Regions from separate parts of the Mus musculus genome. Here regions 1 and 3 are each linked to region 2. Evidence: chromatin loops called from intact Hi-C (ENCODE). Cell type or tissue: heart. All regions are shown on one strand.

Evidence for each region. Hi-C counts contacts between places; a loop is a spot of excess contacts. Peaks named below come from ENCODE experiments on the same cell type or tissue, not always from the same donor. Only the 100,000 strongest peaks of a DNase experiment are listed, where the experiment ranks them.
Region 1: a loop joins it to region 2, with 2.0 times the contacts of the local background. A loop is called at or near these places in 4 of 42 quality-filtered maps.
Region 3: it touches region 2 in a loop (2.0-fold over the local background); 5 of 42 quality-filtered maps call a loop at or near these places.

Annotation. Positions count from the first base shown.
Region 1 is chr9:21,598,031-21,606,030 of GRCm38, reverse strand. No RefSeq gene overlaps it. Among named protein-coding and RNA genes, the nearest start is that of Yipf2, 9.2 kb to the right of the region's middle. In heart, CTCF peaks have their summits at 1,542, 1,750 (motif pointing right), 3,840 (motif pointing left) and 7,635 (motif pointing left); a DNase peak (open chromatin) is centred at 3,830.
Region 2 is chr9:21,746,921-21,754,920 of GRCm38, reverse strand. Ldlr (low density lipoprotein receptor) reads right to left here. Exons shown (of 18, transcript NM_010700.3): 17 at 7,615-7,772; 18 at 5,002-6,780. The coding sequence ends at 6,745. Among named protein-coding and RNA genes, the nearest start is that of Spc24, 9.4 kb to the left of the region's middle. In heart, CTCF peaks have their summits at 1,360 (motif pointing left) and 3,467; DNase peaks (open chromatin) are centred at 80, 750, 2,230, 6,630 and 3 weaker places; H3K27ac peaks cover 3,183 bases.
Region 3 is chr9:21,696,153-21,704,152 of GRCm38, reverse strand. It overlaps Smarca4 (SWI/SNF related, matrix associated, actin dependent regulator of chromatin, subfamily a, member 4), which reads right to left. Exons shown (of 34, transcript NM_001174078.1): 30 at 4,245-4,353; 31 at 4,016-4,117; 32 at 3,167-3,299; 33 at 2,923-3,065; 34 at 1-1,217. The coding sequence ends at 1,185. Among named protein-coding and RNA genes, the nearest start is that of Gm26511, 23 kb to the left of the region's middle. In heart, CTCF peaks have their summits at 481 and 4,694; a DNase peak (open chromatin) is centred at 472; H3K27ac peaks cover 406 bases.

The sequences.
Region 1 (8,000 bases), 150 kb after region 2:
CTCTGAGCTTTCAGGCTTTTCTGTTGTGGATTGGTTCTAATGCTATTTGTGTTAATTTGGCTCCCCAAATTACCCAGGAAAGGCACGCCTGCAAGACACTGAAGGTCCCTGGCCCCAGGTGGCTTTGATTGGTGAATAATGTTGCCGGTGGCCAATGGCTGGACAGAGAGAGAGAGACTTTAGATTTCTCGGGCAAAGGAAGCCCAGGAAGAAAAGGGTTTTTAGTACTGCCAAGGAGGCCGGAGGATCAGGCAAGAGCTGCAGAAGACGGAGTGACAACCGTGGAAGAGCTTGAGAGCGCTGACTTGGAGGCCTTAGGGAAGGTTCCTGAGTCCCCCTCCCTGTCCAGCCAATTAATGTAAGGGTCATCAGAACCATCAATCATTACCTGCCTAGTTGCTGCCCTCAAAAATTATATAAAAGGCTTATGAAAGAAAGAGAAGGGGTTGCCTCTCCACTGGGTGCAGGATGACCCCAGTGTGCTGGAAAAATAAACCTCTTGCTTTTGTATTGAACTCTGTTCTCAAGTCTCATTGCCGGTCTCCCGGTAGCTAAGGCTCACTTTGAGTCTTACAAGCCCAAGAAGAGCGGCCCCAAGAGCATATCCACAATTGGGTCTGGAGTAACAGAGATGGAATCTAGATTTTAGTAAGTAATAATTCAGGAGTGTCGGAGGCAAGGCATTAGTAATATGGAAGTTTGGGAGTGGCCCAGCCATTGAGTTGCTTAGGGCATATTAAAAATAAGGTCCTGGAGGCAGAGGCAGGCGGATTTCTGAGTTCAAGGCCAGCCTGGTCTACAAAGTGAATTCCAGGACAGCCAGGGCTATACAGAGAAACCCTGTCTCAAACAAAACAAAACAAAACAAGTCCTGTGTGTGTGTGTGTGTGTGTGTGTGTATGTGTCTGTGTCTGTGTCTGTATCTGTCTGCCTGTCTGTGAACCTACAACACTGGGGCAGTAGCAAGAATCATGCACACCCACCAGGGATCTACTACCACTACACATTTCAGATCTGATCTCTGAGCCTGGCCTGACTACAGATGGGGAGTCTCTCCTGCTGGATTAGGGAGTGGCTTGCTCCTTCCTGTCCCTAAACTTGCTAATGGCATCTACAATGGTCCCTGACTCCATATTTAAAGAGATAGCTGATTTTCCTGTGTCCAAATGTGTGCTTGCCATACCTTGCCGTACCTGCTTCAAGAATAGTGCAGGCAGGCAGGGAAGGGTGAACACATGAGAACTTTATTTACATAGGAATAACAGCTCACACTGGATAGGGTCAGTGTACAGACATAACAGCCCAGACAAGAAAACAGAAGACCAGAACTTCCTGGTCCGCTGGGGGTGCCAAGCCAGATGGACAACATGTGGTGCAGCTCGGTACTCCAGTAAGCCATCAGTAGCAACCAAGGGCAGCTCTTCCCATCTCATGGGACAGGAAAGAGCAAGCCACTCCCCGATCCGATCCAGTAGGACTGACTCCCCATGTGTGGCCAGGCTCATGGCCTCTGCACCTTGTGATCCTAATCAGTTACATGTGTGTATGGAAATAAGGTGTAAAACAAAAAAACAATCAGTAAAAACCTGACAAATGTGGCATCAAATGACAAGGGCCAAACCCTCTCTTGGCTTTCTTGTTTTTTTTTGTTTGTTTTTTTTTTGTTTGTTTGTTTTTAAAGACTTATTTACTTATTATATGTAAGTATACTGTAGTTGTCTTCAGACACTCCAGAAGGGGGCGACAAATCTCGTTACAGATGGTTGTGAGCCACCATGTGGTTGCTGGGATTTGAACTCAGGACCTTCGGAAGAGCAGTCGGTGCTCTTAACCGCTGAGCCATCTTTCCAGTCCCTCTCTTGACTTTCTTATTGCAGTGAGTTCTCAGCCTAGAGGGTGACAATGCACTGTTTGCAGCTGGGACCTTGAAACAGTTTCTAGTGACCCAGGTATGGAACTCAGGGCTACACTGTGACCCCCACCTGAAGCTCTGCTGCCAGAGCTGTCTCAGCTGGATGGCTACCGGAGACCACTGTTAGGGCTAGCAACTTCCTGCCAAGGCAGAGGACCTGAGTGTGGTCCCTAGGATCCACATGGTAGACAATAACCAATCCTTCCAACCTGCACACATGTGATCACACACAAATATTGTTGAAATATCCCTTCTGCAGGAAAGAGGGGCCCCTGAAGAAGCTCAAAAGACACACCAGAATGAGAAACCAGGAAGGGGTGGGCTTTTGAAGTTGGACTAACTGCACTGTGCGTTATGTCTATGGAGGCCAGCGGGTGGAATATGGTGTTTGAATGAGAACATCCCTCATAGGTTCATGTTTGAATGCTTTGTCCCTGTGTAATGGAACTTTTTGGCCTTGCTGGAGTAGGTATCACTGAGAGTAGGCTCTGACATTTCAAAGGCTCACACCCATGCCATTCCTGGTGGCTCTCAGCTTCTGCTCCAGGGCTATGCTTGCCTGCTGCCTGTTCTCCACTACGGTGGCCACAGGCTCAACCCTCTGGAACTATGAGCTCATAGTCAACGCTTTCTTTTATAAGGTGCTTGGTCATGGTGCAACAGACACTGGGTAAGCCTGACAACCTGAGTTCCGATTCCCCAGAACCCAAGCAACCATGGATACAGTAGTACAGTGGGTGTGTACAGCACACTGAAAGGGGTACGGATGGTAGAAGACAGTGCCAGTTAGCTTGACTGAGGTAAACATTGAGAGACTCTGTCTAGGGGTGAAGGCATTTGCTGCCAAGCCTGACAACCTGAGTTCAATCCCCAGAACCCACATGATGGAAGGAGACAATACACTTCTTAAGCATGGCGTGGTGGCGCACGCCTTTAATCCCTGCACTCAAGAGGCAGAAACAGGCAGATCTGCTGAGCCATCTCTCCAGCCCTCTTGTTTTTTGTTTTTCTGAGACAGGTTTCTCTGGCTGTCTAGGAGCTCACTTTCCAGACCAGGCTGGCTTTGAATTAAGAAATCCACCTACCTCTGCCTCCCGAGTGCTGGGATTAAAGGCATGTACCACCACACCTGGCTTCTTTTGTCTTTTTTAAGACAGGGTCTCACTATATAGCTCTGCTGTCTTGGACCTCACTCTATAGACCAGCCCGGCTTCAAACTCACAGAGATTCATCTGCCTCTGCCTCCTGAGGGCTAGGATCACAGGCGTGTGCCGCTATGTAGGACTTGCATTTTGCAATTTATTTTTTTAGTCACAAGTTTTGAAATGTGCCATCATTAATCCAGACCATTGTGTGGAGCTTTCTACAAGTGCTCTTTAGCTCCTCATGGCCCCAGCTGCCACAAACTGGAGCACCCTCCAACAGCCATCAACCTAGATCATTGCAACTTAAGCCTTGAGCCACTTTGGTTAGGAGTTAGTTGGGGTTTTCTTTTCCATATTTCTTTGAGACAGGGTCTCACTATGTAGCCTTAAAATTACAGAAACCCACCTGCCTCTGCTTCTCAGACTCTATCTCTCGTTTTGTTTTTTTTTTCAAGATAGGCTCTCAGCCTCTCAGGATGGCTTGTAATTCACTATATCCTTGAACTGATCCTCCTGCCTCTAACTCCTGTGTGCTAAGATTACAGGTGCGAGCCAATATCATGTCTAGCTTGAAGTACTGGACGTGAATGTGTGCTAGGCAAACATTCAACTGAGCCTCATCCTCTTTGAAATTCTGTTGTTTTGTTGTTGTTGTTTGTTTGTTTGTTTTATATGTCAAAGCTAGTCTACCTTAATCCCCTCACCTGCTCTGCTGGGCCTTGCTCAGGGCAAAACAGAGAAGCCCTAGCTGGGAATGAGGAGCTTTGGCGCCCTCTGGTGTCCATTAATCAGAATAAACACATGCACGGCCACCACCCCAAAGTCAATCTCTTCTGTTGCCGAGTGACCAAATGCTGGTGCAAGAAACGCAAGCCATGGGACATGTAGGCAGTAGCATATATTTTTCAGTAAAAAGAAACTTAGGGATGGAGCTATGGAGCAGTGGGTAAAATGTTTGCTGCAACAAGTGTACGGATGGATTTGACCATTGACCTTTGGGAGCACATGAGAAGCTGGAGATACCAGTGTCCCAAGCTGGGGAGGCACAGGTTCAGCCTTGCTTTTTTTTTTTTTTTTTTTTTTTTTTTTTTTTTTGAGACAGGGTCTCTCTTTGTAGCCCTGGCTGTCCTGGCACACACTTTGTAGACCAGGCTGGCCTTGAACTCAGAAATCTGCCTGCCTCTTCCTCCCAAGTGCTGGGATTAAAGGCGTGCGCCACCATCGCCCGGCATGTGTGTTCAGCCTTTCTTACAGAACTCAGGACCACCAGCTCAGGAGTGGAACCACACACAATGGGCTGGGTCCTCTCTCATCGATCATTCATTTAGAAAGTTCCCTACAGGCCGGCCTGCCTACAGCATGATCTTACAGAGGCTACCTCCTCTCAGATGATGCTAACCTGTGCCAAGTTGACATAAAACTATCCAGCACACTATACACCTGGCTGCTCTTGGAAAGGACCCAGATTCCATTCCCAGTACCCATGTTGGGGTTAGAGAGATACCAAGTATGCTTATAAAGAACCCAGATTCAGTTCCCAACTCCATATGGTGGCTCCCAACCTCCTGTAACTCCAGCTCCAAAAGATCAGAGACACCGTCTTCAGTCCTCCAGTGGCACTACACACATTTCACAAGCAAACATTCATAAATGAAACTAAAAGTGAAATCTTCAAATAATTATCCCGCCCCCAGCTGTGTGTGTGTGTGTATATGTACTCAGCCACACCCCAGTCTGTGTGTGAGGTCAGAGGATAACTCTGTGGAGTTAGTTCTCTCTTCCCACATTGCTGTTGTTTTTGTGTTTTCCCAGGGTTTCTTTGTGTAGTCTTGGCTGTCCTGGAACTAGCTTTGTAGGCCAGGCTAGCATCAAAATCACAGAGACCCACCTTCCTCAGCCTCCCGAGTTGCTGGGATCAAAAGTGTATGCCACCACTTCCTGGCTCCTTCCACTTAATTGTTTTAACCTTTTATTTTCTCTCTTCAGGCCCCTCTCCTTCCTCTTTTGTGGGCGCTCTAGGATCATGCTTGATGGCCGACATTTGTTTGTTTATTACACTGGGTCTCCCTGTGGAGCTCTGCCTGGCTTGGGACTCACAGAGATCTTATTGTTTCTGGTACCAGAATGGAAGCTAGGGCCTTGTGTATGCTAGGCAAGTGTTCCCAGCAACATCATCAGCACCACTAGGTCACAGCTCAGGCTAGCTTTAAGACTGTACTGATCCTCCTGCCTCAGCCTCTTCTTGTCTAGGATAGCAGATGTAAGCCACCATACCTAGCTTTATACTTCATTATTTAGGAAATATCAGCAGGAAAGAATCTGCGAAAGTTTTTCCTAATCTCCTTTCTTGTCGAGTTTTTTGTTTTTGAGATAGGGTCTCATTTGGCCCAGGCTGGCCTTGAACCGGATCACTACATACTCGAGGTATTGAGTATTAAGGAGCCTCCCTTTAGTCAGAGAAAAGTGCTGAGGTTACAGATTGTACAAGACCTATTAATGGTCATCAGGCTGGAGCCTGGGGCTCCCTATATGCTGGGTGAACACAACTGAAGTCAGCTACACTTATCACACCATTCCACCTTGGTTGGCTCCCTCGGTGCAGAACCTAACAAGAGGGCTGGCTAGCTGTGCCTATCAGGGGACCAAACCTAGAAGGGGGTAGGTGGCTGGCTGAGAACTATAGATCTCAATCATGAAGAGCTTCAGAGGCAGGCTCACAGAGCACCTGGCTTTAACAGAGTGCAGGTATGGACAACCAGACTGCAAACCTGGTGAATTGGTGAATTAGCTGGGCTAAGTAAACACTGGTATGTGCAAGGCCAGTACTTGGCTGGCTAAGGGCAATGAAGTCTAAGGACTGTCACCCTCCAGGGTCTACCCATTACCCTGAGAGGTATCTTCCTGAAGTCCAGGCTGTCATCTACAGATGGTGGATGGAACATATAGCCCAGGTCCTGATGTTTGCCTCTTTTGCAAATCAGGCACATGTTCTAGGAATGGATGTGGCCCTTTCCAATGGCACCAACTTCTGCCACCACATGCCATTCCTGAGTTTCAATAAATGGATGAAGCACCTTGTATTTGCTGCGCTAAGCCGCATGGGGCTTCACTAGCCATTCCCATGAGGGTCAGCCAGGCCTGGACAAAGCAGGCACATCTCTGAGTTTGGGGCCAGCCTGGTCCACACATGAGTTCCAGGACAGCTAGTGTTACATACTGAGACCTCATTTGAGAGGGGCTGAGAGTTGGCTCAGCTGTTAAAGAGCATTTGTTGCTCTTAAAGAGGACCCAGGCTTTACACACACGCGTGCACGTGCGTACACACACACATTTAGCAGAATGACTTACAGGCTGTGGTCCAGCCAGTTCAACGATGGCTATTTACCAATGAAATGTCTAAGAACTGAGTAGCTGTTCAGCCCAGGAAGCTGGTGTCTCAGCTGGTCTTCAGTGTCCACTGGGATCCCGCAGAAACAGGCTCTAATGGCCATGATGCAATGCACTTGGCCAACCAGAATGAGGGCAGGCAGGCAAAGAGCAAAAGCTTTCTTCTTCTTTCATGACCTTTATAAAAGGTTAACTCACATCAAAGGTAAATCTTTCCACCTCAAAAGATCCAGATTGGGCTGGAGAGATGGCTCAGTGGTTACAGAGCACTGACTGCTCTTCCAGAGGTCCTGAGTTCAATTCCCAGCAACCACATGGTGGCTCACAACCATCTGTAATGAGATCTGATGCCCTCTCTTTTGGTGCATCTGAAGTGAGCTACAATGTTAATAAATAAATCTTTAAAAAAAAAAAAAAGGTTGGTTTCCCACTTCAAAACATTTAATTAAGGAAAAAAAAAATTCTCTCAGAGGTATACCCGGTCCCTTAGGATTCCACTAATTTCAGATGTAGTCAAGTTGAAAGCCAAGAAAAGCTATTACTACTAATCTAACAAAAAGGATGAAAGAGCCGGGCATGGTGGCGCACGCCTTTAATCCCAGCACTTGGGAGGCAGAGGCAGGTGGATTTCTGAGTTCGAGGCCAGCCTGGTCTACAGAGTGAGTTCCAGGACAGCCAGGGCTGCACAGAGAAACCCTGTCTCAAAAAAAAAAAAAAAAAAAAAAAAGATGAAAAACTGCACAGGTCATGCCTTTTATCCCAGGACTCAGGAGGCAGAGAGAGTAAGGAGTTCAAGACCATCCTTGGCTACACACAAGTTCAAGGCCAACTAGGAAAAAAGGGAGGAGTTGGATTGTGGACCAGAGTCTCAGATGAGTTATGGAATACTACAGGAATTTAGATTTTCCCCCCTTTCCACTATCCATGCGATGCATGTTGTATATGAGTGCTAGGACCTGCTTGCATAGTGAAGGTCAGAGGACAACTCTGAATTCTGAGGAGCAAGGCTCAAATGGCAAGCACATCTACCCACTGAATCATATTGCTGACTAGCTTTTTAAAAAAGCTTTTAAAAAACTATACAGAGCTGGGAAATGGCTTAGTGGACCAAGACTTGCCACTCTTGCAGAGGGCCTGGGTTCAGACATAGCAGCCAAATGGCAGCTTACAACCACCGGTGCCCTCTTCTGACCTTTCTGAGCACTGCACTTCTGTGGTACCTAGGCAACAGTGCAGGCAAAACAATCATATACATAAAATGAACCTTTAAAAGTTGTGTGTGCAGGACAGCCAGGGCTATACAGAGAAACCCTGTCTCGAAAAACCAAAAAAAAAAAAAAAAAAAAAAAAAGTGTGATGTGAGAGTGGCACACTTCTGCAAGGCATGCCTGTCCAGGTTACAGGAAAACCTCTGGGGACCAGCCGTTTTGTTGTTGTTTGAGACTGGGTCTTACAATGTAGCTCTAGCTGTCCTGGAAACTCAAGAGATCCACCTGTCTCCCAAGTCTGAGATTACAGGGGTGCATCACCACACCTGGCAAGTTCTATGTTTTGCT
Region 2 (8,000 bases):
CCATCCCCGACCTCACTGGATTCCAGTAGTGTCCTGACAACAGGAAGTGTCTGAGCCATGGCTGAGTGTCCCTTGGGAAGGTCACATAATACAGCTAACGTCTGCAGGACTAGCATTAGTCCACATTGCCTGCGGAGTCACTGCTGTGGACTTGTGTTTTCATACCAGTGTGAGACGGTGCAGGATAGAGAACTCACGGTTGTACATGCTGACCTGCAGACCTGGTGCCTGGTGGAGAACGTAGCCATGGAGTTCAAGGCTGCCAACATAGCCAAGCTGGAGGGCTAGGGAGATGGCTCATGGGTAAGGTTCTTGCCATCAAGTCTGATGGCCTGAGGCCTCACAGGATCCAAGGGCCCGTATTTGTCTTCACCTAAATAGCACCTTCTGCTCTTCCAAGGGATCTGGGTTCGATTCCCACCATCCACAGAGTTAAATGTCTTTAGCTGTAGTTCAGGAGATTGGAGCCTTCTGACTTCATCATGTGCCAGGCACACACAGTGTGCAGACACATGTAAGCGAACCACTCATAAAATACATAAATCTTACCAAAAAACCCAGCAGAGCAGCAGGAACCAACAACGAGGCTTTGCACAAGAAGGGCAAGTGCCCAGCTGCTCAAACTCCTGACCCTCTGGTGGCAGGGGAGCCTCACTCCCTTCCCTGGAGGAGCACTGGGGGCTGACTCCAAGGTCCAGTGAGTGAGGACTGTGGCCCAGCACCCTGGAGAGCCCCCAGCTCTGCATGCCTAGGCTCTGAGTCACTGCCCAGCACTGGCTGGCTGCCTGGGACATCTTGGGGCCAGGCCACAGCCTCCTGCCCAAATTCCTACCCACAGCCTGACTTGCTCCTTCTAAGAGAACCAGCCAGAAGGAGGAGCAGTCCTGAATCTAATTTACAGATGAGGTAAACTGAGGGACGGATCCATCTGGCCATTTCCCTTAAGTCCCAAGACATTATATGAAGTCCAGGGGTTGACCCATTCACCTGTGTTCTACTGCCACCAATCCCTAAGGCACATAGTGTCTTCCTCTGAAGTGTCACCAGGACTAGGTGGTTTTTTAGGACAGTGGTAAGAGCACCCAGCAGGTGGCCAGCCCCTTTCTCCAGTCTCTCCCTCTTTCTGTTGGGGTTAGCTGCAGTTAAGAGCTGTTTCCTTAAGCAGGAAAGATGCATAGACCTAGGAAATGAGCAGGAGGAGCCAGGCAGCCAGATTTGAAGGCTGTCTCCTCATGACACAAGGGCTGGGCTGGAGGCTGGAGAGATGGCTCAGTGGTTAAGAGCACTGACTGCTCTTCCAGAGGTCCTGAGTTCAAATCGCAACAACCACATGGTGGCTCACAACCATCTGTCATGGGATCTGATGCCCTCTTCTGGTGTGGCTGAAGACAGCTACAGTGTACTCATATAAGTAAAATAAGTAAATCTTTAAAAAAAAAAAAAAAGCTGGGCTGGTGTGGGGGACAGGATCGGTTGTCTGTTATGGGCATGACCACACTTGGACTCTACCTGTGACCTCTGTTGTTGGGGCCACTCTCACCTGGATCTCGGGACCTCCTAATAGGTCCTTTTTACTGTGTGTCTGTATGGAGAGTCACAGTATGTAGGGAGGTAAGTGCAGGCCCCGGGGTGCAGGCATGCTTGTGAGAGGTAAGGGATCAGTTCTCTCACCTTTACAAGGATTACGACCAGATCAAACTCGATCACCAGGCTTGGAAGACAAGCGCCCTTACCTACCCTTTGAGCCACAAGCACATTCAGGCTCCTGCTGGCTGAATGGTTCTGTGGCAGCCATACTTGTAAGTGGCTGGAGCTATGGAAGTATGCCTGGCTGCGCGCATCATCTGGAAATGGAAACTAAACCCAGGCTGGAGATTTGTCTCAGGTTTCACACCTGGTAGGTGTTTGAGCTCCGGGGTGGGGGTGGGGGTGGGGGGACTCTCAATCTCCTGCTAGGAAGGAGGTCAGCACACCTGGCAATAAGGAAGTGACAGGGGATAAAATGCTGGGGGGGGGGGGGGAGGCTGGGAGGGTAGAGATGGTGACACAGAATAATGCTAAGCTGGGAGCAAGCTAAGGACTGCCACCAGGCAACCGCAGAAAGCATCTTGATCAATCTGGGCCTGCAGTCCACAGTATAGGGGGAAGATTTTCCAGACAGCCAGTGGCTCTGCTGAGTAAGAGACTGATCTAATTAAGCTCCAAGCTTCTCCCACACACTCCCTACAAGGCCTGGCCAAAGGGCGGGACAAGGGAAGGACAGAGCTCCTCTAGGGCAGGAAGCAGATTCGAGTAGGGGTGTCAGACAAGACACAGGAAATCTAGGGAGACTTTCCCCAGGCAGGCTGAGTAGGAGTGATATTCCTGAGAACTTAATCTCAGAAAACCACAGTGGGAGCTGGAGCCGCAGCGGGCGCTGGGGAATGCTGGCTGCCTAGCAGAGCACCCTTCCCACTGTCTCCCCCGTGCCATTCCCGCTGGGGCTCCAAGCTGGCTCACCACACACAGCTGTGGGCTCAGACACTGTGAGTTGGAAGGGACCACAGCCTGGGGGGCTGGTGGTCAGCGGGGAACAGCAGTTCGTGTGTCAGAAATCAGCTGCTGCCTGCCATTCTTGTCCTGGGCAGAACTGAATCCACAGAGACGAGGCAGGCAAGACCACCATCACTTGCCCACCCTGGGTCAGATAGGTACTGCACACACGGGTACACATCCAGGTCTTTCACTGATTGCTATTCTGAGCCCAGAGAACTGCAGGCAAAGAAGACGGGAGAGCAGAAAAGGGGACCCTGACCCAAGTACCTCCCATTCCCCTCGCTAGGTAGGCACTGCACAGTGAGTTAAACACCAGCCCTTCAGTGCCTGTTGGTAAGTAAAGTGTTTTTAAGACAGAGTCATGGGCCCCAGGTTGGTCTGAAACTCACTATGTAGGGGAGGATGACCTTGAACTCCTGATCTTCCTGCCTCCACCTCCCCAGGGGTAGGGTGACAGGTACGGGTGAGGACACTTGGCTTTGCAGGGCCTTGAAAATAAAAGCTGAAGCCCAGGATCAGAAATGCTCACCAATGGGTGGTGGCACTCCACTTTAATCCCACACCCTGGAGGCAGAGGCAGGCAGATCTCCAGTTCGTGGCCAGCCTGGTCTACAGAGGGAGTTCTACAACAGCCAGAACCACACAGAGAAACCCTTGTCTTGAGAAGAAGAAAGTCAGTCCATCACCTTCCATGCATGATGTCCCGTGGGAGCCCCACACCTGCTCTCCAGTCTGTTAACTCCCAGGACGTGGAAGCTCCACCATGCTGTTAGCCACACATGCCAGCACCATGACTCAGGGAGGCAGTCCTTGAAGGCCTGTGAAGCCACGGGCTTTCCAGGCCACTTGCTTCTCCACTTTCTCTCTGAGGCAGTTTGGCTCTTGCCCCAAACAAAGGGCAGAAGGAAGGACGGATGTGCCACCCCGTGGATTCAGAGGAGATGGCAGGCCTGGGTAGAGGTCCCACCAGTCTGGCAGAAGGTGGAATTACTGGGCTAACGAGGCTCTGAAGTGCACAGGGTCACACAGAAAACTACAGCAGAGCCAGGGTCGGAGCCAGGTTGTTTGTCTAGTGTATCTCCATTCCTGTTCTGTTTCCCCAAGACTCTTTCCCTGAATTTTTCTTTTCTTTTTTCCCTTCAGGGGGAGGGGAGGGAGTTCGAGACAGGGTTTTCTCTATGTAGCCCTGGCTGTCCTGGAACTCACTCTGTAGACCAGGCTGGCCTCGAACTCAGAAATCCGCCTACCTCTGCCTCCCAAGTACTGGGATTAAAGGCGTGAGCCACCACACCTGGCTAAGATTTATTTATTATATGGAAGTACATTGTAGTTGTCTTCAGACACACCAGAACAGGGTGTCAAATCTCATTCCTGATGGTTGTAAAACCCTGTCTCGAAAAACCATAAATAAATAAATAAATAAATAAATAAATCTTAAAAAAAAAAAAAAGACTTGCTCTTTGGTTAGTGTGCTCACCTTCATCATCCCTCGTGGATGTGTGAGACAGAGAATAATGCCTCTGTCTTAAAAAATACCCCTCGTGGATGTGTGAGACAGAGAGAATAATGCCTCTGTCCTAAAAAAGACGGCCGGTGAGAGACACAGCTCAACACTAACACTGGGAAGGCTGAGGCAGGTGAGTTTAGTCTGGGTTTTCAAGTTTATAATGAGGTTGGTTGGATGTTATTCTATGGCAGGCTCACTGATGTCCCAGGAGGGGGTCAGGGAAGTCGCTGTGCAGACAGAAAGGCAGCGGCTGGGACAGAGGAAGAAAGTATACAAGCAGAGGAGACAGAACCAAAATGTCTAGATTACCTAATAGAGCCTTGGGGAGAGGAAGCCCCGCCCCTGGGCTGCAGGGGCTGGAAAGTTCAGGGTAGACTGTGGGGTGTACCTACCTATGTGCCCAGCAACAGGTAGGGACTGCAGGATACTGGGAGAACTTGTAGGCCAGGTCTGCTTTGGTATTTAAAATAGGCACTTCAGCTACTCTTCCTGGCCCTGCAACCCAACACAGGCTACATTGTGAGATCCTGGCTCCAAACTACCAAAACCACGCAACTCAAACAGAAGGCACAGCTAGCGAAATGGTGGACTCAGCAGCTAAGGACGCTCACTTTGTCACCAGGGGCACGGCGCACACTCGAGCACCAGCTTAGCAAGATGGGAGTTCTCTGAACCTTGTAACCCCTGACTCTGAGCAGAGCAGAGCCAGGCTGGGCCTTGTTGGCATTAGACATAGCTGAGGGGGCCCCAGGTTCAGGGAAGAACTTTGCCTCAAAGGAACAATTTGGAGTTTCAGGACACCCACACGGAGAGAGGTGCGTGACCCCCTCCCCCCCACACACACACAAGCCTGTTCCTAAGCCTGGGTGAATACAGAGAAGTGGCTTCACAAAGCTATCCTCCAAGCCTCCCGATGCCTCCTCTGCACCCCACACCTCACACACATAAGGATGACAAAGTTTCCAAAAAAGAATTTAATCCATCACAGTATGATATTTTCAGCCTATAAAAACATCTGAACAAGGGTTTCAAAGCAGTTCCCACCCACTCAAAGCAACGCACAGGACAGGCCTGAGATCAGCCCATTCAAATCATCTTTGTATACAGAGCATCCCAGAGTATCACCCCAGCCTAACCTGGAGAAATTGCAGAGAGGTGCAGCAATCAGGGTTTGCAAAAATAAATAGATTTAATACATATGTGTGATATCCTTGAATATACAGAATGAAAACCGAGCCAGGTGCCATCGGCACATTACAGAGCTCTTTACAAGTGTCCCAGTGGGCTGGGCAGTGTGCCCTTGTGTCTTGAGTAGTGGACAGGTGGATCTACCCAGGAATCCAAGTAAGGCCACCACTGTCTTCTTAGGTTACCCATGTGACAAATCTGTGGCAATTTCTAAGTATTCTTCCAAGTCCCACCAAATAGTCTGGGATTTCTTTTGGTTTTTAGATATATAAGGTCTCACTATGTAGGCTTGGACCTCAGACATGTGCCCACCTCTTCCTCTTGAGCATAGGATTAAAGCCAAGTGCCACCACACCTGAGAAACCATGCGTGTATCCCTCCCCTCGCCCCATCTCTCCCCTTCAGCAGGCTGGATGTCTCTGTGAGAGAGGATGACGTTACCAGAGGAGCTAAACAACTCTGCTGTGCAGAGCCAGAAACCACCAAACAAACAAACAAACAAACAAACAAACAGACTAACTAAACACCAGACAGAGGCCCTGAGTTCCCCCCAGTACTGAAGAAGGCAATGGATGCTTGGAGCCTGGCAATTATCTTCTGTGGTCAATGATTCGGGGCCACTTCCGGCCTGAGGTCCCATCCAATGCACCAGGGTCAGTGCAACCTAGGAGTACAAATGTGGACCACGTGGGTGCCCAGCACAGAACGGGAAAAGTGCGCAGAGAGAAGTGCAAGCCTCACTCGGAGACTCGGGGGCTGGGCACAGGACAGGGGTCCTGCCGGCCACCCCTGAGCAGCAGGACACTGAGCAGGCCAGGACTCCTGAGCAAGGCAACCAGTTGTCTCAGGCACTTGATAAATATTAAGGGAGAATGGCGACTTGGGCTTGTCCCTCCAGGAACGGGTGACGTTTTGGCAAAGGCATGAGCGGGTATCCATCACTGGCAGCTGCCGGCCTCAAGATCCAGCAAGATCAGTACCGAATGTCACGAGTCACTTTCCTGGCTTCTGATGGGGGCGGCAGAGTCAGGCAGGAAGGCTCTGGGATGAAGGTCAATGCAGGAAGTCCTGAGGTTAGGGACTGGCTATGGTACCCAGGACCCGGTCAGTAGTACCTGCTGTCTCATGTCCAGCAGGCTTCTCTCTGCCTGGGTGGGTCTCTTCCTCCTCCGTGTTAGTGTTGAAAAGAGTAGAATTCAGAAGCTTCTGGGACAGCCTATTTGGCTTCCAAGGAAATGAAGATGGGAGAAAAAAAAAAATTCCCAGGCAGAATTCGAATTTCAAGCACAGCCAGTAGCCTTTTCTGTCCCCAGACAATAAATATATAAAACAGAACCTGGGGCAGACAGGCAGCTGAGCTTGGCCCCCAGCCCAGCTTTGCTCTTATCTTGCTTTGAGCAACACAGAGCCCAGGGAGGTGGCAGGACCAGTGCTGGATGGGGAGGTCTGGAGAGAGTGTCTTTTCTGCCTAAGCTTGGCAATGGATCCCGGAAAGAGACGGCTCTCCCGGCTGCTCATGCCACATCGTCCTCCAGGCTGACCATCTGTCTCTGTCAGCAAAGCGGAAACACAGGAAACAATCAGACTAACAGGACTATACACAAGCATGGCAGGAATCCACCTCTCTCTCCTGCTCGTGTCCCTCACCTTCTGTCCCTGCGCAGTCACCAGAGGTGGCCAGAACACCTAAGACTGGGTCAACTAAGGCTCACAATGCTCTCCTCTCACTTCCAGGCTCGGATCTTACCACAGATATATCCCGTGTTTCTTTCTGATTTTTTAGAAAACCTCTCTCTCTCTTTCTCTCTCTCTCTCTTTCCTTCCCTCCCTCCCTCCCTCCCTCCCTCCCTCTCTCTCTCTCCCCCCACCCTTGGGAGGGGATGTGTGTGTATGTGTGTGTGTGTGTGTTCTCTGCATTAAAGTTACACATGTGCCTGATGCCTGTGAAGGCCAGAAGGTATCAGATCCTCTGGAACTGGAGTTATAGATAATTGTGAGCCACCATGTGGGAGATGGGAATTGAACCCAGGTCCTCTGGAAGAACAGCCAGTACTCTTAACCACAGAGCCATCTCTCCAGTCTTCCCTTATGCTTCTTAAGTACACTGTGCCCAATCTTATCACAATTTGAGGTCTTTGCAATGAACTGATTCCTCTATTCCCAACCCCCACTCAGAGGAGACCTCCTCCCCGGTCCACATACAGCTGGCTCTAGCATGTTCCTGCTACTGTGAGGCACACCCTAAGCCCTCACTGGGGGCCTAGGCAGGTTCTACCACTGAGCTGTGCATGCCCCTGGTTTGGGCTTCCTCTCCTTCCACTCCACCTAACTTCTGTCCTTCACCTCATTTGATGTCTCATCTCTCCCACAAAGGGCACACTCACTGAGGGGTAGGTATAGCCATCCTGGCTTCGGCAAATGTGGAGCTCGTCCTCTGTGGTCTTCTGGTAGACTGGGTTGTCAAAGTTTATGCTGTTGATGTTCTTCAGCCGCCAGTTCCTCCACAGCAGGACGGCCCCAAGGACAAGGAGGGCAACCAGTGCTGTGGGGAGAGGGGCTTGGTCAGGGGCTCTCAGGAGACCCCGTGCCAGTGAAGCTACCGGCATGTCCATCCTGGCCCTTTCATGTGACAGCGATATGTTTTGAATGTAAAATTATACTCACCTATCATACAAAGAAAAAAACCAAGGGAGTGTGTGTTGGTATAGCATTCACTGGGAGTCTAACACTTCAGGGGAATGAGGCAGGAGGATGCTGACTTCTGAGCCAG
Region 3 (8,000 bases), 51 kb after region 2:
GGTGAAGAGTACTAACTGCTGTTGCAAAGGCCCAGGAACCCACACAGTTGCTCACAGCCTCATGTGACTCCAGTTCCAGATCCAATGCCCTCCCTTGACCTCTGTAGGCTCTAGGAATGTACTTGATACACACACACACACACACACACACACACACACACACACACACACATTCAGGCAAAACATTCACACAAAAATGTCTATAATTTAAAAAAGAATTATTTTACGTATGTATGTATATATACACATTCATATGTGAGGGCATGGGCATCGCATCGGGTAAGAGGGCAATACTGAATGTGGGCTCTGATTCATTTGAAGCAGGGTCTTGTCACTGCCTGGCATGCTAGTTGGAGCGCCTGGGGTTCCTCTTTGTGCCTTCATCTTAAGAGCACAGGACTGCAGGACTAAATTAGCCTGGCCCTGTGCCTGTGGCACTTTCGCCTATGGTACCATCTCCCCAGTGCAAGTCATGGACTGCCTCCGTGTGGATGTGTGTGTCCCGTGTATGTAATTCAGTGTGTGTACATCTGCACATGAGGGCCAGAGGTGGATGCTAGGCATCATCTTTGATTGCTTTCCACGTACACATTGAGGTGGAGGCTCTAACTTGAAGCTCACTGACTTGGCTTGTTTAGGGTGTGTGGGTGATGGGAATGCAAAACCCATACACCTGGCAAGGCAAGTACTTTGCCCATAAGTTAGACCCAGTTCCTAAAAGTCTTTCTTTCTTCTCTGTGGCCCCGGAGCCACTGCTGACAGCAAGGAGTCCAGGGAGCCAGTGGTGGCTTGTCATTGCTTTAATTTATTACTGTCTGACTCCAGTGACACTGACATACCCGCTGGGCCTGTGAGCCTCCTGGAGAGCTGGCCCTGTCCAGTAAGATACAGTACAAGGAGCGGCCGGCACGCGCATGCATCCACTGAGCTACAGTGACTGGGGCCTGGGGAGGTGGATGGTGCTCCCAGGAGGTCCCCTCTCTAGACAGTTAATGCTGGTAGAGACTCGAGGCCAGGCCAGGGCCGACAGACAGGCCTATACTTCTCTGCCTAAAAATGTGGAAGATTGCATGTGTACAGTTCTCCAAGTTCGAAACTACATCTGGTGCTACCCATCACTGCTAAGGGCTACTCCATCTTGGCTGGGACGAGCGCCTCGGGGTCAGGACTCAGGAATGTCTGGTTCAGTCTTCCTCACTGCCACTTCCTGAGCGGTCCTGAAAGAACAGGGGGAATAGTTTGTGAGTAGGCTGCGGCCTAGGCACTCTCCCTTGTCCATGGTGTTCTCAATGCTGTGGAAGGGCCTAGATCCTTAAGGGATAAATTATCTTACTGTGGCAAAAAAAAAAAAACTGCATCAAGGAGGCTGGCAAGACGACTCAGCAGTTAAGAGCACTGATTACTCTTCCAAAGGTCCTGGGTTCAAATCCCAGCAACCACATAGTGGCTCACAACCATCCTTAACGAGATCTGACTCCCTCTTCTGGAGTGTCTGAAGACAGCTACAGTATACTTACATATAATAAATAAATAAATGAATCTTTGAAAAAAAAAAAAAGAAAACTGCATCAAAACTTGGACCTTGCCCTGCACCATGGTAGGGACAGGCCAACATGGAACCCCATAAGAGGCAGCCACTCATTATAGCCATTCTTGAGTATGAACATGTCTTCTGACTGCCATTTTGGTCTAATAGAGCTCAGGCTGGCCTCAAACTTGCTAGGCAACCAAGGATGGTCATGAACGCCTCCTGATCTTCCGGCTTCTACCTCCCAAGGCCTGGGATCACGGGAGTTTACTACTATGCCTGCAGCCATTATCTTATTAAGAGTCATTTTTAGGGTTGGAGAGACGACTCAATAGCTAAGAAAACTGGCTGCTCTTACAAAGGACACGAATTCACTCCTGAGAACCCACATAGTGGGTGTTCACATAACACCCTGGAACTCCAGTTCCAGGGGATCCAATGCGTTCTTCTAGCCGCCACGATCACCAGGCACACAGTGGCACACATCCATACATGCAGGCAAAATAAACAAGAAAGCCCTCTAAAAAATTAGGGTCTCTATATAGCCCTGGCTGGCCTGGAACTTGCTATGTGTACCAGGCCAGCCTAAAACTTAAGAGAGCCTGCCTTTGCCTCCTGACTGCCGGGAATGAAGCTGTCCATGAACCATCATACCTGGCTTACTTTTACTTTTACTTATGTAGCGTTATGTCTGTGTGTGGGCATGGGCCCGTGGAGGTTGGAGCCTATGATGTCCTGGTGCTTAAAGTACAGGCAGTGTGAAGCACGAATGTGAGCTGGGAACTGAACTCTGGTCTTCCACAAAAGCAGTAATGCTCTTAAGGACTGAGCCATTTCTCCAGCCCCTCCCCATTTTTGTAAAATTATTTTTATGTGTATCAGTGTTTTGCCTGCATGTATCATGTGTGTATCATGTGTGTATCATGTGTGCCCACAGAAGCCTTAAGTGAGTACTGGGTCCCCAGGACTGGAATTATAGATGGTTATGAGTGTCCACATGTGTGCTGGGAATTGAACCTGAGCTCTCTGGAAGAGTAGTCAGTGCCATTAACCCCTGAGCCATTCCTGCAGCCCTCTTTATTTTTAATTCAGTGGTCTTATGTGGAAACTCTCCCATATAAGCCAGAGCAGAAGCTCAAGGACCCAGTCTGTGTCCCATGGCAACCCATAGCAGGAAGGCTTTCTGTGTGTAGGCCCCTGTCTGGTGGCTCTGTTTTCCACAGACACAGACCTGTCCTATCCTGCCCAGCTCTTCTGCAGGCTGCACCAGGAACCCAAAGCCTGCTGCTTGAGAGGCTGTCTGTGAACAAGCTAGGTTACATAATGCCGAGTCTGTCGTCAGAGTGGCCTGGACATGGGACTGGCTAAGTCGAGGATGGCTGCAGCGCTCTTACCTCCTCCTGCTCCTCCTCACTGTCATCGTCACTCACAACCGGCTTGGCCCGGGATCCCCGGCTTGGCCGCCGGCGGCCCCCCTTGAGTCGGTCCTGGGCCTTCTCCTTGCGGCCCAGCTTGATCTTCACCTTGACGGAGCGGGCTGTGGGGCAGCAAGGAAGCAAACCGTTAAGAGAGGCACTGCCTACTGGCATCTCAGTCTGCGGTGAGCTGCTGCAGCGTCTGCCCTTCCCCCTTACTCACACTCAGACTCGGAGCCTTCCTCCTCGCCCTCCTCCTCCTCCTCGCTTTCCTCGCCTTCACTGTCGTCCTCCTTCTCAATCTTCTGCCGTACGCTGGTGAAGACAGACTGCAGGACGATGGAGTCCTCATAGATCTGCAAGGACATAGGGCCTGTGTGACTCTACTGGAGCCCTGCTGCTCAGCAAGGACACCCTACAGCCTTTCCCTGGATGTCAAAATGCCCCGGAGAGAGGGGGGTCTGAGAGGTCTGTGTACTGACCAGTTCCTCCCTCACTGAGCTGACTTTTCAGGGCCCTGATGTCTACAAAGAGAAATGGTCTCCGCCCAGGTTCACATCTCTCCATCCCCTCCTGCTTTGGTTTCCACAAAATTCTGTGGGCATGGCATTTCCCTGACCTAACAAAGCAAAACCCATCTCCTAGAAGTCACCCCTCCCAGGTGTGAGAGGAATCTGCCAGAGGCAGGATGGGGACCACTGCCAGCCATTTAGTCACAAAAAAGGACACCTGGTACATATGGGGTGCCTTTTAAGAGCGCTGATACAGAACTAAAGACAAAATTGCAACGTGGGCTAGAAAGGTGGCTTCAGGAATGCTATGCTCCTGTAGGACTCAGGCTCCACTGCCAGCATCCACTCTATGGCTCACAACTACTTGTATCATTCCATTGAATCTAATTCCCTCTTCTGCCTCTGTAGGCACCTGACACCCTGGCTGGTAGGCAGCTGTGTGTGGCCCCTTTACTAATAGGGAAGGGGACACTGCTCTCAGCAGTAGTGGAAGAGACCAAATTGTCCAAGTTAGACAAACAGAAGCCCATAGGTGCCATGACAGTAGTGTGGGTGCTCACCAGGGAACCCTCGAGGTTGAACGTCTGAGCGTTCTGGCACAGCAGCATCACATCCTTCTCCAGGTCATTGAGGCTGCGGTACTTGTGGTTTCGGATGCGTTCCTGTGGGGAGGGAGGGAGGGAGGGAGGGACGGAGGCCTAACTCTGGGCACCATGACCTCCAGCCTGCCCATGTCGTCCCTCTGGCCCGGCCGTCCTCCCACAGCCCGGATCCTCGGCACCCGCGCACCTTGATCTTCTTGAAGTCCACAGGCTTTCGGATGAGCTCATAGTACTCAGGAAGCTCCTTGCGAGAGGGGAGCTGGATGAACACCTCGCTGAGCTGACGTCCACTGCTGCTGTAAGGGGACATGCTGTGTGTCACTCCACCCCAGAGACACATTGTGCCACCACACAAGGACAGACAATGAGAATTTAAAGACCTGTTAGCTCTTTAATCTTTTTTGAGAAAGTCTCACTGTGCAGAAGAAACTGGGCTCAAACTCAAGAGAAAGCCTATCTCTGCCCAATGGCTGGGACCGAAGGTGAGCATCTCTACGTTTGTTCTGCGAGTTATTTAAGTGTTTGAGGTCTTTGGACTGTTAGGACATTCCTGACAGATAATGAGGTCCACTGGCAGCAGGTGTGAGAAGTCTAATGACATTTCTAAGTCTAGCCCTGGAAGGAGCGTTACACTGCCACCCTCAGGAAGGTACATACATTCAGGCCACTCTCCTTCCCATCAACAGAGGGTTTTTTTTTTTGGTTTTTCGAGACAGGGTTTCTCTGTGTAGCCCTGGCTGTCCTGGAACTCACTCTGTAGACCAGGCTGGCCTCGAACTCAGAAATCTGCCTGCCTCTGCCTCCCAAGTGTTGGGATAAAAGGCTTGTGCCACCACAGCCATCCCATCCTACTTTCTTTTTCTTTGTTTCTACTTTCTATATTATACAAACCACATTTGCGTGCATGATGGCCACCTTACTGAGGTCACAATCCTCACGGGCGACTCTCCTGTGGGTGGGTGGCACTGAGCAGAGCATTTGGCACAAACCCCAAGATGGAAGAGGAAGAGCACAGCTGTCTTGGCCCTCCACAGGACAGCCGCCACTTCCTACAAGGATGGAATGTGGTCTGGGGCTACCCTGGCCCATCCACACATCACTCACCTCAGTGGTCCCTGTGGTGGGCAGTGTAAGCACGCTCTGCACCTCAGGAGCAGGTGGAGCCACAACCATCAGCAGAGCAAGTGGACCAGGTGTCCCAGGCTCTCTGAGTGGCTGGTACAAGGGGCCAGGATGCACCTGTCCCTGCTCAACCACCTGACCTACAACTCTCCAGCCCCTCAACGTTCTCAAATGGTAGGACAAGCCAGTGAGTGGGGTGGGGAAGCCATACCCACTGGGGCCAAGAGGCTGCGATCTGTAGGCAGGAGGGGTCCCTGTGGCACTGCGCTCTATCGCCACTTCACTAGCACCCTTGCATTCCTCATTATCATTCTTTTTTTTTTTTTTTTTTTTTAGATTTATTTATTTATTATATGTAAGTACACTGTAGCTGTCTTCAGACACTCCAGAAGAGGGCGTCAGATCTTGTTATGGATGGTTGTGAGCCACCATGTGGTTGCTGGGATTTGAACTTCGGACCTTCGGAAAAGCAGTCGGGTGCTCTTACCCACTGAGCCATCTCACCAGCCCCCTCATTATCATTCTTTCTCATGTAGCCCAGGTTGGACTCTGACTTGCAGTATAGTCAAGGACAACCTCAACCTTTACGCTTTCTCTTCCTTAAAAATCCTAAAATCAGCCGGGTGGGGGTGACACAAATCTTTAATCCCAGCACTCGGGAGGCAGAGGCAGGTGGATTTCTGAGTTTGAGGTCAGCCTAGTCTACAAAGTGAGTTCCAGGACAGCCAGGGCTATACAGAGCCTGTCCCCTGCCCCAAAAAACCCCAAACAAACCACAAAACCAGAAAAAAAACAAAATAGCTCCCTTAATTCAAAAATAGATGGTGTATACCCTTAATTCTAATGTTCAAGAGGCAGAGGCAGAAGAATTGCTGTGAATTTTGAGGCTAGCCTAGTCTACATAGCCAGTTTCAAGCCTGTCAGCCAGTGTTATAATAGTGACACCTTATCTCAAAAACCCAACCAACCAAATGTTCCAGTGGATTCCATACCTATTAGTCTATGGGCAGCACAAATTGGTCTTGGTGGATTATAAAAGGAAAAAAAGATGGGAAAAAACAGGAGTTGGAGGTAGACAATGAGTTAGTGTGAGAAGAAGGCAGTGAATATAATCAAAATACAGGAAAGTATATACACATTTTCAAGGAAAATTCTAAATGGCTGGACCAGATGGAATTCATTGGTAGTGTGTTTGCTAACACGCACGAGACCCTGGGTTCTATCCCAGATCCTCCCCACCCCCACCCCCCACAAAATCAAAATGAGTTAGCAGGCCCTCCACCAGGCCCCATCCTGGCATCCTCAACACACCCGGTGGGTCCCCATTTCTGGAAACAGTGACATGGGAGTTTTGCACGCTTGTCATGGAGGCTCTGCCTCCTGAAGCCACCAGGAACAGGCCAGTCAGGTGCCTGCCAGAGGCTGCTCCCCGACCCTGTACTCATCTCAGTTTTATAGGTCACAATGCCTGATGTAGACACGAGAGTCCCTTAGATAGGGATGGGACAGACAGGAGTTTTGTTCCTGCCTGGCACATACCCTCAGAGCAGCTGTCAGGGCACCACAGCATTAGCTTGTACTGACCCTATCGCTCTGCTGAGGAAGCAAGTATTCTTGAGAAGTTCCAGCCTCGTCCCCCTTGGCCTCTGTATCCAGCATGTGGGCGTGTGGACATGCCTGGTCTGTGTCCAGGAACTAGTGTCCTCTGTCCACGGCAGGGCTACATCTTCAGTACTTGCTTGCCCTGTGTGTCAGCCTCAAGGAGGCCCTGCCCAGCCCTTACGGCCAAGACAGATCCACTTCTTGTCTCCAGGCAATGGAGGTGGCTTAGCCCAGCTTCCTGCTGATGCACATGCCTGCTGTGGGAATTTCCATTTTCTACTCAAGAGCACGGGCTGGGTCCCCCCAATCTAGCCATGCCCCAGCTCCTGCTGTGGGGTTTTCTCAGCAGAGCCCTCCTGCTGATTGCAGCAACAATCCCTATAACCCTGAGCCTTAGCAAGAACTGGTTCATACTAACTGAAGACAGCTGGCACAGGCACGAACAGGACTTCCCGAGTTGGTGGAGCCCAAACAGGAGTTCAAGATAGCATAGACAGCTCAGCAAGCCCAGCCTCAATAACAAGACGTCCAATTCAGGTAATCAAATGCAGAAAGAAGAGCCTGGAAGAAGTATTCTCAAATATTTCCTTTCCCCCTCAGCTCTGTTCAGGGCCATGATGTTCAGGCAGTTTGGATGCGGACCATGGGCTGCTGATACGGGAAGGTTCAGCCTAAGAGCGGGCAGCCTCATTCCCTGAGCTAGAAACATGTACGTGTTTTTCTCTCTGTTCTTTTTTTTTTTTTTTTTTTTTTTTTGGTTTTTCCAGACAGGGTTTCTCTGTGTAGCCCTGGCTGTCCTTGAACTCACTCTGTAGACCAGGCAGAAATCTGCCTGCCTTTGCCTCCCAAATGCTGGGATTAAAGGCGTGCGCCACCACTGCCTGGCTTGTCCCTCTGTTCTTGACCGTGGATGGGACAGGACCAATTCCTGTCTTGACTTCCATCTCTACAAGGACAGACTGAACTGTGAGTAAGGAACCTTTCCTTCCTCAGCTGCTTCTTGGCAGGGCATTCTATTACACTGACAGAAATGAACTAGGCTAGGTGGTCACAAAAGCTGCTGCAGCCATTCTCCTGGAATACCATGGGAGTGGCTGTCCACCTAACCCAGGCTCAACCTTCCTAATGCTGCCACCATAAAATTAATTCATTGCTACTTTTGCTACTGTTACGAACTGCCTGGTCTGTGATTCCCGAAGGGTCACATCCCATGGGCTGA